Regions from separate parts of the Homo sapiens genome. Here all the other regions are linked to region 1. A link is a contact called in ENCODE Hi-C or POLR2A ChIA-PET data. All regions are on one chromosome and are shown on one strand. Each heading gives the region's core, a stretch centred on a gene start or an enhancer-like site at or near the end of the contact. The rest is flanking DNA. Distances are from core to core; before and after follow the strand shown. Region 1 holds the start of ZDHHC20 (zDHHC palmitoyltransferase 20). Region 2 overlaps CRYL1 (crystallin lambda 1). Region 3 holds the start of IL17D (interleukin 17D).

The links. Hi-C counts contacts between places; a loop is a spot of excess contacts on that map. ChIA-PET counts read pairs that join two places held with the same protein, here RNA polymerase II (POLR2A). Pooled maps may share reads with other maps.
Region 2: a loop to region 1 is called in a pooled map, with 8 times the contacts of the local background. The contact joins the enhancer-like site here to the promoter of ZDHHC20 in region 1. A Hi-C loop is called at or near these places in 5 of 50 pooled maps. POLR2A ChIA-PET finds 5 or more read pairs at or near these places in 2 of 52 experiments (CD4-positive, alpha-beta T cell and CD4-positive, alpha-beta memory T cell).
Region 3: a loop to region 1 is called in a map of CD8-positive, alpha-beta T cell, with 8 times the contacts of the local background. The contact joins the promoter of IL17D here to the promoter of ZDHHC20 in region 1. A Hi-C loop is called at or near these places in 4 of 168 maps with a recorded cell type or tissue (CD8-positive, alpha-beta T cell, ascending aorta and gastrocnemius medialis) and 10 of 50 pooled maps.

Annotation. Positions count from the first base shown.
Region 1 is chr13:21,457,574-21,461,208 of GRCh38, reverse strand. It overlaps ZDHHC20 (zDHHC palmitoyltransferase 20), which reads left to right and starts at 1,906. Exons shown (of 13, transcript NM_001330059.2): 1 at 1,906-2,155. The coding sequence starts at 2,038. It overlaps LOC124903131 (a long non-coding RNA gene), which reads right to left and starts at 1,662. Exons shown (of 2, transcript XR_007063713.1): 1 at 1,030-1,662; 2 at 563-826. RefSeq lists a cis regulatory region at 1,665, an enhancer at 1,581-1,750 and a silencer at 1,614-1,993.
Region 2 is chr13:20,474,700-20,478,334 of GRCh38, reverse strand. All of the region lies in intron 3 of CRYL1 (crystallin lambda 1), which reads left to right. Among named protein-coding and RNA genes, the nearest start is that of MIR4499, 43 kb to the right of the region's middle. RefSeq lists enhancers at 1,910-1,959, 2,030-2,229. Within about 2 kb of position 1,759, at least 9 of the 41 ENCODE cell types and tissues checked have a DNase peak (open chromatin) inside an H3K27ac peak, as active enhancers do; they include CD4-positive, alpha-beta T cell, where a contact is called at or near this core.
Region 3 is chr13:20,702,279-20,705,913 of GRCh38, reverse strand. IL17D (interleukin 17D) reads right to left here and starts at 2,215. Exons shown (of 2, transcript NM_001385224.1): 1 at 1,623-2,215. The coding sequence starts at 1,912. RefSeq lists silencers at 1,394-1,903, 2,194-2,333, 2,754-2,833.

The DNA.
Region 1 (3,635 bases), core at 657-3,156:
GAAAGAACCCCTCATCCAAGGGGATGGCACTAAACCATTCATGAGGGATCCACCCTAATGATCCAATACCTCCCACCAGGTCCCACCTCCAACACTGGGATCACATTTCAACATGGGATTTGGAGGGGACAAACATCCAAACCATATCCAATATCCTTGCCAACACTTTGATTTGGGACACCTACCCTCCTAAACTGTGAGACAACCAATTTCTATTATTCCCCAGTTTTGTGGTACTTTGTTATAGTCACCCTAGGAAACGAATGTGACAGTTTTATAGTTAGGTTATAAACAAAATGTCGTGAAAGATCATTTCTAGCAGCCCTGGAGCTTGTAAAGGACATGGCTTTGTGCTGAGCTCTAGCAGCATGGTTTTGGTACGTAGAGATGACATAGAGGAGAAACGGCTTTATGTTCTTCCATGTCCATCCGAATTCTATGTTGAGGTCTAACCCTCCTAAGCAGCCTCTCTGGAAAACTAGTTGAACTTGAACCTAAACCTACTGTCAACTAGGCCACTAACTAATATGACTTTTAAGGCACAAAATCAGGGAGAACAGAATCTTTTATACATGCTTTATTACTCAAGCAGCAGTGTGCAGTGATTAAATACTTACTCGCTTTTACTACATTTCTCTGACACAGCAAAGGGTGACGTCTTCTTCATGGAGACTTTAGTGAGCAGTAGCTAATTTAAAGCTCAGTGTAGGCCGGTCGTGGTGGCTCACACCTGTAATCTCAGCACTTCTTTGGGAGGTGGAGGCGGAGAGGGGTTGGGATTCCTTGAGCCTTGGAGTTCAGGGCCAGCATGGCAACAGGGCGAAACCTAGTTTTTACAGAAAATACAAACATCAGCTGGGCATGGTGGCGGGCCTGTAGTCCCTGCTACTCTGCAGGCTGAAGCAGGAGGAGTGCTTTAGCAGGGAGGTCGAGGCTTAAATGAGCCCAGGTCGTGCCACTGCACTCCAGCTTGGGCGACAGAGCGAGAAGACCCTGTTTCAAAAAACAAACACAAAAATTCATTCTAACCAAAACTGAATGCTAGTAGCAGGAACTGGTATGAAGATTGCGGTCTGGAATCCCTTCTAATGCGTCTGACCTTGCATTGTGAAGTCTTCACAGTGATGCTTCTGGGTTCTATATGATTATCGTCATTGCTTAGCAACCTCTAGTTGTAAATAAATTCTTTAAATTTCCTTAGTCGTTTGCGGGGCAAGGAGAGGGTCATTTACATGCCCTTTCCTTCTCGCTACTCAATCTTAAATTTGGGTTACGAATCAAACTGATGGACCCTACATGGCTTCTACCCGAAATTACAGGTATCTACCGTTCCATCTTCAAGAAAGGGAGGGGTTCCGCCAAGATGGACGAACATAAAAATCACAGGAGGAGCCTTCTAACAATGTGCATTCTTCGCACACTGAGTGGGGAATGGCCTTGTCATGTTTGAAACAGTGCCCCAACTACTCAATGTCCCAGGAACCCCAGTGGAGCGAGTTCTGTACACAGAGAGGGCCAAGATCCACAAATCAGCTAAGGAATCATTTCCATAGTCTCCCTCCCCTATTGAGTCTCGATCCACAAAAGCTATCCCCTGTCCCTCTCATCCATCAAGGGCGTGTTTTTCGCCTCTCCTTCCCCGGCCTCCCGCGTCCGCCCAGCCTGTCCGCATCCAGCCCCGCCACGCCCCATGGGCGGTCCCGAGCTGCGGCCCCGCCCCCTCACCGCCTCCCCGGCCGCGGAAACCCCGCCCCAACGACGCGGAGACCGGGGGCGGCCCGCGGCCCGCGGCGGGCGGGCTGGCGGGGACGGACGCGGGGGGAGGGGGGCGACGGGATGTGGGGTGGGGGCGGGGCCTGGCTGGGCGCCGGGACGGGAGGAGTCCCGGCGGCGCCTCGGACTTTTGCTCCCACAAGTCCTGCCTCGGAGGCGGGGGAGCTGGACCAGCAGCCGCCTGGAGCGTCCGAGTCACCGTCGCCGGGGCTCCCGCGCTCCCCAGAACGGTGGGACGCGGGGCTCGGCAGCCGCCAGCGGAACATGGCGCCCTGGACGCTGTGGCGCTGCTGCCAGCGCGTCGTGGGCTGGGTGCCGGTGCTCTTCATCACCTTCGTGGTCGTCTGGTCCTACTACGCGTACGTGGTGGAGCTCTGCGTGTGTGAGTACCGTCCCCGGGGACTGCGGCGGGGCGCGGGCCGCGGCTAGGGCGCGAGATAGGCCTCTGCGCCCCACACCCGCCGCCTTTCTGGAGCCAGCGCCGGACGCCGGGCGTCCGGCCCCGAACGCGCTCGGAAGCGCCGAGGTTGCTGCACCCGCCGCTTTGTTCAATCCTGCGGCGCGGCCTTGGGGCGACCTGGGGCTCCTGAAGCCTTGCGGCGGCTTCCCGGGTGCAGGTCTGGCCCAGGGAGGCCCCAAGAGCTTCCTGGTTCCCGCCGACACCGGGGGTCTGCATCCTTCTGGGAAGGAACGTGCAGAACGGGAGTAGTCGAGCTTCTTAGAAGGTTTAGGTTGTGTTTGTGGCTTTTTTGGCTTTTGTTCATTTTTTTTAAAAAACCAAATCTGTTCCTTCTGGATTGTTTTTGTTCAAACTGCGCGAGAAGAAACGCCTGTTACCTGTAGAGCCGGCTGTGGCGGGTTGGGGGAAGGGAGGTGTGTCTTTTGGTGGCCTCGGGCTGGAGGCGGGTCAGACCTGGAGGACGAGTAAGCTCCCACTTTTGATTTTTGGTGGTACTCGACTCATTGTAAAATTCGTTTATTTCTACTCTGAATCCAGCCGGCTTTTGCAGAAGGTTAAGACAGAAAGAATGGGTGGGAGGAGACATAACCTGATTATTTTTTTCTTGGCTGATTATTAAGGAGGCTTATATTTCTTATACTCATATTTTGGCGTGTTAATTTTCGTTACTTCCATTTTCCTGATAAGTTCTTAGCACAAAATTCTCATCTGATTCCCTGGAAAAAAGGAGTAGCATTGCAGTATACTTCAAGGATTTAACCTACTGGCTTGAATTGGTTGCCTTTAAGATTGAAGGAAATTGGTTGTCATTAATCAAAAACACTGTTTAGGGGTGACTGCTACATTTGTGATATTGGGCAATTTCTCCAACATTGTTTTGTCTTAAGTAAATTGTTCTTAGGCTTTGAGTATGTGGGTATTTTACACTTAAACTGGCCTCAACTAGGGTGTTCTGTATACATCTGCTGCCTATATCAATTTTTTATGAAAACCTAGGACCAAATGGTAAGTGGTGTTTGTAAACGTTATTGTTATTCCAGAATGTTCTACTCTTAGTCCTTAGACTGAATCTACCATTTTATGAAGGACTGTTAAGTGTTCTTTGAATAACGAACCACATCAGCTAGAAACTAATGTTATGAATGAGAAGAATCTGTACCACCCACTCTTGAAAGTGGCAGAATCAAGACTTCAATTATGTTTGGATTTGTACAGCTTTCAACCAAGTATTTGGTTAAAACCCTAGTTCTATACATGGAAGAGAATGCTTTGGCTCAGAAAATTTATAAGTTTTGAAATTAAAACATCCAGTTTTAAAATTACTTTGTACCTATAGAACGTTTAATTTTGGGACGACTATCCCTGCAGGTAGGCCCAGAATAAATTAGTTGTGGAATACATT
Region 2 (3,635 bases), core at 510-3,009, 980 kb after region 1:
AGGTTGTTAAATTAATGCCCAAAGTCAAAATAAGCACATATCTAATAGAAACAATTTTATAAAGTCTGTTAAGTAGAAAATATAAATATAAGCTAAGAAAATACTTTTTGATCTTATCACTAGGTTAAAAACATGATAAGCCCATTCAAAAGTGGTCATGGCATACATATTTAATGCTTGGAAACTAGTAAACACTTTAGCAACTATAATATTTGCTTCTAGTCATTTTTTCTAGAGTATTTTACTTTCTGCTGTTAGCAATGGGAGATGGTTATTTATGAAGACTGTTGGATACTGTGTGCTACACAGAATACACCATGGAGCCTGCCCATATATATTTTTATATACATATATATATATATAACTACGTAATATATATATTATAAAATGATAATATATAATATACTGTAATATATACTATAATACATATGGTAGTATTTATAGTATAGTATTATATATTATCATATAATATATATTATACTATCTATATACTATAGTATATTATATTTTAGTATAATATATAATAGAATACATAATGGAATATTATATATTATCTATTATACAATTATATATTATCTAGTATACAAAATAATATATAATATAAAAATAATTTTTTAAAATTTATTATATATATTTTTAATATATTTTTAAAAATATTTTTATATATTTAATTTTAAACATTATTAAATGATAATATGTAATATTAAATACACCATGGAGCCTGCCTGTATATATACCTACTGTGTGTCAATCTCTTACTATGGGCCAGGTCCTGTGCCGCCCATTTTATGCAAAATGACCCACTTCAGTCCTCAGGACGCCCATGTAAAGTGGGTGCTAGTATTTATTCCATGCCATGCCCGCTCTCCAACCCCAATCATTGTTGCCTGCACACCTCAGGAATATTTTTGATTGTTTTACCTACTGCTATTTCTCCAACACCTAAAACAGTGCCTAGTTTATACAAATATTATATATATATATAAATTAATTACTTAAGATTTTTAGAGTCAAGGTCTTGCTCTGCTGCCCAGGTTGGAATGTAGCTGTGTGATCATAGCTCACTGACGTCTTGAACTCCTGGGCTCAAGCGATCCTCCCACCTCAGTCTCCCGAGTAGCTAGGACTACAGGCATGTGTCACCACACCCAGGTAATTATTTGTTGCTGTTTTTGAGACGGAGTCCCGCTCTGTCGCCCAGGCTGGAGCGCGGTGGCACGATCTTGGCTCACTGCAAGCTCTGCCTCCCGGGTTCATGCCATTCTCCTGCCTCAGCCTCCCGAGTAGCTGGGACTACAGGCGCCCGCCACCACGCCCGGCTAATTTTTTGTATTTTTCGTAGAGACGGGCTTTCACCATGTTAGCCAGGATGGTCTCGATCTCCTGACCTCGTGATCCACTCGCCTCGGCCTCCCAAAGTGCTGGGATTACAGGCGTGAGCCACCGCACCCGGCCTACACCCAGGTAATTTTTTAGTAGAGTCGAGGTCTCACTGTGTTGTCCAAGCTGGTCTTGAACTCCTGGGCCTAAACAATCCTCCAGCTTGGCCTCCCAAAGTGCTGGAATTGCAGGCATAAGCTACCTCGCCCTGCTGAGCCTGCGTTTTTAAGAGGTATGAGGCATAAGCGGGAATCTGGGAGCTTCATGTTAATGAAAAGTAAGGGACACCTGCAGAACTCGGTGCTGGCCCTGCTGCATGTTTTTCTTCCGGCTTGGGCTCCCTGCTGCTCACCTAGCGGTATCAGCACGCTGGGAGCATATCTGCTGACGCAGAGCTGCCTTGCTGTGTTTATTTTCATTTGAAAGTCAATATTCAAAGACTTGTTGCCCAGTAAGTCTGTTTGAACCACTGGGGGAAATCAAAAGGTTTCTTTCAAGGGGCGGCCTTTCACCTCTTATGGGTCTGGTTGACCTGTATCAGTCCCTGCTGCCCAGCAGAGACCTTCCTGCCTTTCGTTTTTCCTTTTTTTTTTTTTTTTTGAGATGGAGTTTTGCTCTGTCACCCAGGCTGTAGTGCAGTGGCGCGATCTTGGCTCACTGCAGCCTCTGCCTCCCGGGTTCCAGTGATTCTCTTGCCTCAGCCTCCTGGTAGCTGGGATTATAGGCACATGCCACCACTCCCAGCTAATTACCTTCCTGCCTTTCAGAGGCCCTGGCGTTCAGCAAGTATCGCATTGCACATTTGTGTGTGGGAAGACACCTGGGACACTGGAGTAGCTATTTCTGTTGTTTTGGCAGAGGAGGCTGCTACTGTGGTTTCCTCTGAGAGACCTACTGTGGTTTCCTTCCTTCCTGCCGCGTGCGCAGGACCTGCCCCGGAACTGCCGTGTGCGTGGGGCAGGTGACACAGGCCAGGATGAGGCTGTGGCCTTCCTGGAGCAAGTCCACTTTCCACTGACTGAGTACACTTACACAGCCTTCCTTTAACAGGCTCTCTGCCTGTGATTTGTGGATATGTCACCGGGACTCGTCCTGCGGCCTTTTGCTTCTTGCTTTGCTCGCGTTTGAAGGCACTTGCTATCTTGCCATCCTAGTTGGTAGGTGGTGGGTGGGAATCTTCCGCTGAAAGGGTCCCTGGTTTCTCTGAGCCTGGCCAGAGCCAGTTGCACAGCATCAGGTGATTCCCCTCTGTTCCCAAGGCCTCCTGAGGCTGATATGGCTCTTCTTTAGTCTTGGCCTATGACCCGCAGCTAATGGGAACTACTGTGCATCCATCCCTTACCATGGACCAGGTCCTGTGCCACACTCTTAACACAAAATGACCCACTTCAGTCCTCACGACACCCCCGTAAAGTGGGTGCTAGTATTTATTCCATGCCATACCCACTCTCCACCCCCAATCATTTTTGCCTGCACACCTCAGGAATATTTTTGATTGCTTTATCTACTGCTGTTTTTCCAGTACCTAAAACAGTGCCTGGCATGAGGCAGGAACTTAATAAACATTTGTTGATGACTGAATGGATTATCTGTTTAGAAATGACAGGATAAAGATCTCACCCCAGAGCCCAAAGGTGGAATCAGCCTTTGGGCCAGGTCGCTTGGACTCCAGCTGGAACCTGCATGCCTGCCACCCCTGCCAGGGAGGGAGAGACACGGGGTGTGATGGGGTCTGGGAATGCGGGGAGGCCCTCTTCCCGGTGCTCCTGAGGTGGCGGATGGCTCCCTCCTCCCTGTCCAGTTGTCTGCTCCTTCCCTGTCCCTGTAGCCTGGTGATGGCCATCCTGTCTGTGAGGCTGACTTCTGACTCGCCACTCTGGGCAATGGACATCGCGAGAGGACTTTGCTGCCCTGTGTTCCGGGTGTTGGAGGGTGAAGGAGGCTGCGCACGGGTCCAGATGCTGGGCTGTTAGAAGCTAGAGTGGATGGACCAAGAGTTCGGAGCTTGCTTGACCCTGAGGCAGGGGAGCCTTGTCCCTGAGACTTTGGGAGCTGAATCACAAGATCCAGAGTTGAGGAGGTCAAGATTGTTAAGGCCAAATGGTCTCCTTCCCTTTACTGAAAGTAAAGGAGGCTGGGGCAAGTCCAGGCAGGTGACGGTTTCTCCAGCAAACCTTTCTGGGCTGGTCATTGGCTGAGGGCCCTGGGAGGGGAGAGGAAGGTTGTGTGTGTCCCCCTGGACACAGCTGAGCCAG
Region 3 (3,635 bases), core at 966-3,465, 760 kb after region 1:
CACAGCACTTGTCTTCTTTAATGAGCATCTTTCACGCTGATCCTAGTCTCCCCTTCCCACCGCGCTGCCTGAGTGAAGCCCTAGATCCTTTGGATGGAAGTGCTGGAGAGCATTGTCCAATCCATGCCCCATTGGGACACCCTCCTAAACCAGAGTGGCTGTATGGCTTCCTCCATCTCAAGTGTCAAGACTTTTTTTCTCTTTAATTTTTATTTTAGAGACGGGGTCTCGCTTTGTCACGCAGGTTGGAAGGCAGTGGCGCCACCACAGCTCACTGCAGCCTGAACCTCCCGGGCTCAATCTATCCTCCCACTTAAGCCTCTGGAGTAGCTGGGACCACAGGCACGTGCCACCACACTTCGCTAATCCTTAAAAATTGTTTGCAGAAATGGGATCTCGCTATGTTTCCCAGGCTGGTCTCGAACTCCTGGACTTAAATCCTCCTGCCTCGGCCTCCCAAAGTGCTGGGATTCCAGGCGTGAGGGTGAAGCTCTGCACTGCTGACAAGGCGGGGATCCAGCTCCTGCACCTGTCTCCAGCCTTACATCGATGCCCACCCCACAGGCAAACACCTCGCCTACGCCCCCCCACCCCCACCGCCCCCGCTCGCCTTGTGGCTCTCCCCATTTTCCAAGCGCTTTGTTCCCGCTTGCTATCAGCTGTCCCTTCCCTCAGCACTGCCTTTGTAGGCGACTTGCTCTCCTCCATCAAGACTCAGCTCTTTCACGAAGCCTTTCTTGACCTCTGTGGCCCTGGGAGGCCTTGCCCCCTAGGGCAGCTCCTCCTGCTCCAGCTAGAGGGAAGACGGTCACAGGTGCCTGCTGAGGACACTGCGGCACCCTGCCTACACGCCCCCAACTTCTCCAGCCTTCCCCTTCTGCAGGCTGTCCCTTTCTTCTGAAATGACCTCTGTTCCAAGACCAAAATACTCTCGAAACTGTTCATGTCACTTCATGCACTGCCTGATGGTGTGGTTTCTTTCCCAATTATCCCCACTCCTTCCTTAGGCTATTAAACTAGAGGGGCTCAGAGGGCGCTTCCCAGGGCTCCACTCCAGCAGCCTCTGGACCACAGGGGCACTCAGGAAATATGTGGATAGTACCGCGCACCCCCCAGCAGCACCTCCCCGGGCCCCCTGTGCAGAGTACGGTCCACATCACTGTGTCCACATCACGGAAGGGTCCCCAGCTAGTGCCTTGCGGACCCATCCAACCTGGAGGAGATGAGGTGTTCAAGAGATACGTGTTGCATAGGAAATACTGGAGGGTAAAGAGAGGAAGCAGGACTCCTTCAAGGGAGGTGGTGGGGGTGGGCCTTCGCAGTTTAGGAATTGCCCCCCAGTGCTCCAACTGCCCCGCCCCACCCCGCCTCATCGCAGCGCCCCTCGCACCCCACCCCACCCTACCGTACCCTACCCTGTCTCGCCCCGCACCACCCCACCCCTACCTGCTCCGCCTCGCCCCGCGTGCCACGCCCCCTCCGCGTCGCCCCGCCCCAACCACCTCCCCTTCCCCGCCCCACCCTCCCCGCCTGCCCGGCCTCGGCCCGGCCCCACCCACTCTCCCCGCCCAGCCCTGCCCTCCCCACCTGCCGGGCCCCGCCAGGACGCGCCCGCGGCTCACCTGTAGGCCCAGGGCGACACGCTGCGCAGGTTGGTGGGCGGCCGGAAGCGGCGGTCGGCGGGCCTGCCCCCTGCCGGGCAGCTCGCGTTGCGCGCCTGCTCACGCGGCCCCAGCTGCAGCGTGTGGTGGAAGGCACTGAGCACGCCGGCCGCCAGGCGCCCGTACAGCTGCTCCAGTAGCTCCTCCGGCCGGTCCGCGCAGCCCCGCGGCCGCGCGGGGCGCCTGCCCGCCCTCGGGGCGCCCGCGGCCCAGCTCGGCGGCAGCGCCAGCAGGAAGCCGGCTACCAGCATCCAGACCTGAGGGACAGGCCACGCTCAGCGTCCGCACGCGCCGGAGGAGCCCGCCTGCGCCCCGCGCCCGTGTCCCGCCCGCGGCGCCCGGAGCCGGCGGGCGCCTCCCCTCGCCCCGCGGAGCCAGAGGCCGGCCCGGAGGATGGGAGCCGCGCGGGCGGGCCCCAGAGCGCCCTCCCCGCCTGCCCGCCGCCCGCGGGGTCCCCGGGGCCCAGCCCGGCGCCGGCCCGCGCGCCCCCGGCCCCCGCCGCCGCCGCCGCCCCGAGCCGGGGGCCGCACGGGGGGCGGGTGCGGGGCGCGCGTGCACGTGTGCGTGTGCCTGCCGGGTTGCTGCGCCGCGGGCTGCGAGTGCTTGTGACCCGCCGCACCCTCACCCCCGGGCGCGCCATCCCTGCTCCGCCGCCAGCGAGGGAGCCCCGGAGCCTAAGACGCCCGGACCCGCCGCCTCGCAGACCCACCCTTGCCCCTGCGCCTCGTCATCCGCCCGCCCCAGCCAGCCCGCGCAGGGTCCGCGGCCCGCTTTTCCGCGAGAAGCCCCCTGTGGTCTTTCCTCGTACCCGGGGACTCGGACCGAGAAGCCGACTGAGCGAGGTCGCCGCCCGGCCTCACGGACACAGAGCGACTCTGCACCTTTCGCCTCCAGGAGCTGAAAACATTTTGTCACTTGTGCAGTGTACTCACCAGTGCCCCCAACATCTTCTCCCCCGAAAGCGCTTTCAGATTCGCGCCGAGATGGGGCGACGCGGCGGCTCTTGAGCGGAATAACCCGAAGGGCCACGCAAACTGGGGCTTCCAGCCGCGAGCATGCGGCGGGGCGCCCAGGGCCTGGGGTCGCGCGCTCAGGGCCTGTGCTGCGCCACGCAGGAGGAGGAGAGGGCTGGCCCTGCCGGGCGCGGGTGCGGGCCCGACTGGCTGAAGGAGGAGTGGGGACTGGCTTGGAAGTCTCCGAAGCAGAAAAGTGGGGCCGACAGGATGGAATTGGGGGAGGCCGATTTTGGCTCAGAGAGATTTCTCTATTAAGGAAAGCAGTCCAAGAATAGGCCCCCTGGAAGAGGAATGCGCTCAAACCCAGAGGGATTCTCCTTAGAGCTACCTCTTGAGATTCTGTACTTCGAGGAAATTAGAGGTTTTTTTAAATCTCTATTTTTAATAAGGTGGGAGGAGGCTGTTGCTCCTTTCTCCTCAACAACATGAAATGATCCTGTGCCTCTATCCAACAACTCTACAACAAAGCACTGAATACTTCCCTGACTGGCACTTTCATGGCTGTTCATGGGCATCTCTTGGTCTATGACGACGATGTTGGAGAGTTCCTACTCCGTGATAACTCAGTTCTAAGTGCAAGCAGTCACGTGAAATGAGCCTGATAGTCTGCGAATGAAGAAACTAAAACGAACTATATTATATACTTCATAACACAAGACAACGTGCTCGTTTGTTCATTCTGCAAGTAAATGCTTAATGCTTCCTAGGTGGCAGGCTAAAGAATATGATCATTTTAAAGCAGTCATGCTTTGAAAATAAACAACCCATCCCAGCTGTAAGCTTTTTGAAAGTGTACAAAATATGTAATTGATGACTCCCTAAATGGTTTGCAGCTTTGGTATTTGACTGAATTGTAAACCATTAGTTAAACTACATTTCAGTTATGCTTTGTAGGAAAAACACTTTCCTATGCATTGAATGTTCTATAACTAAGGAGCTTAGTAATCTACTGCTAAAA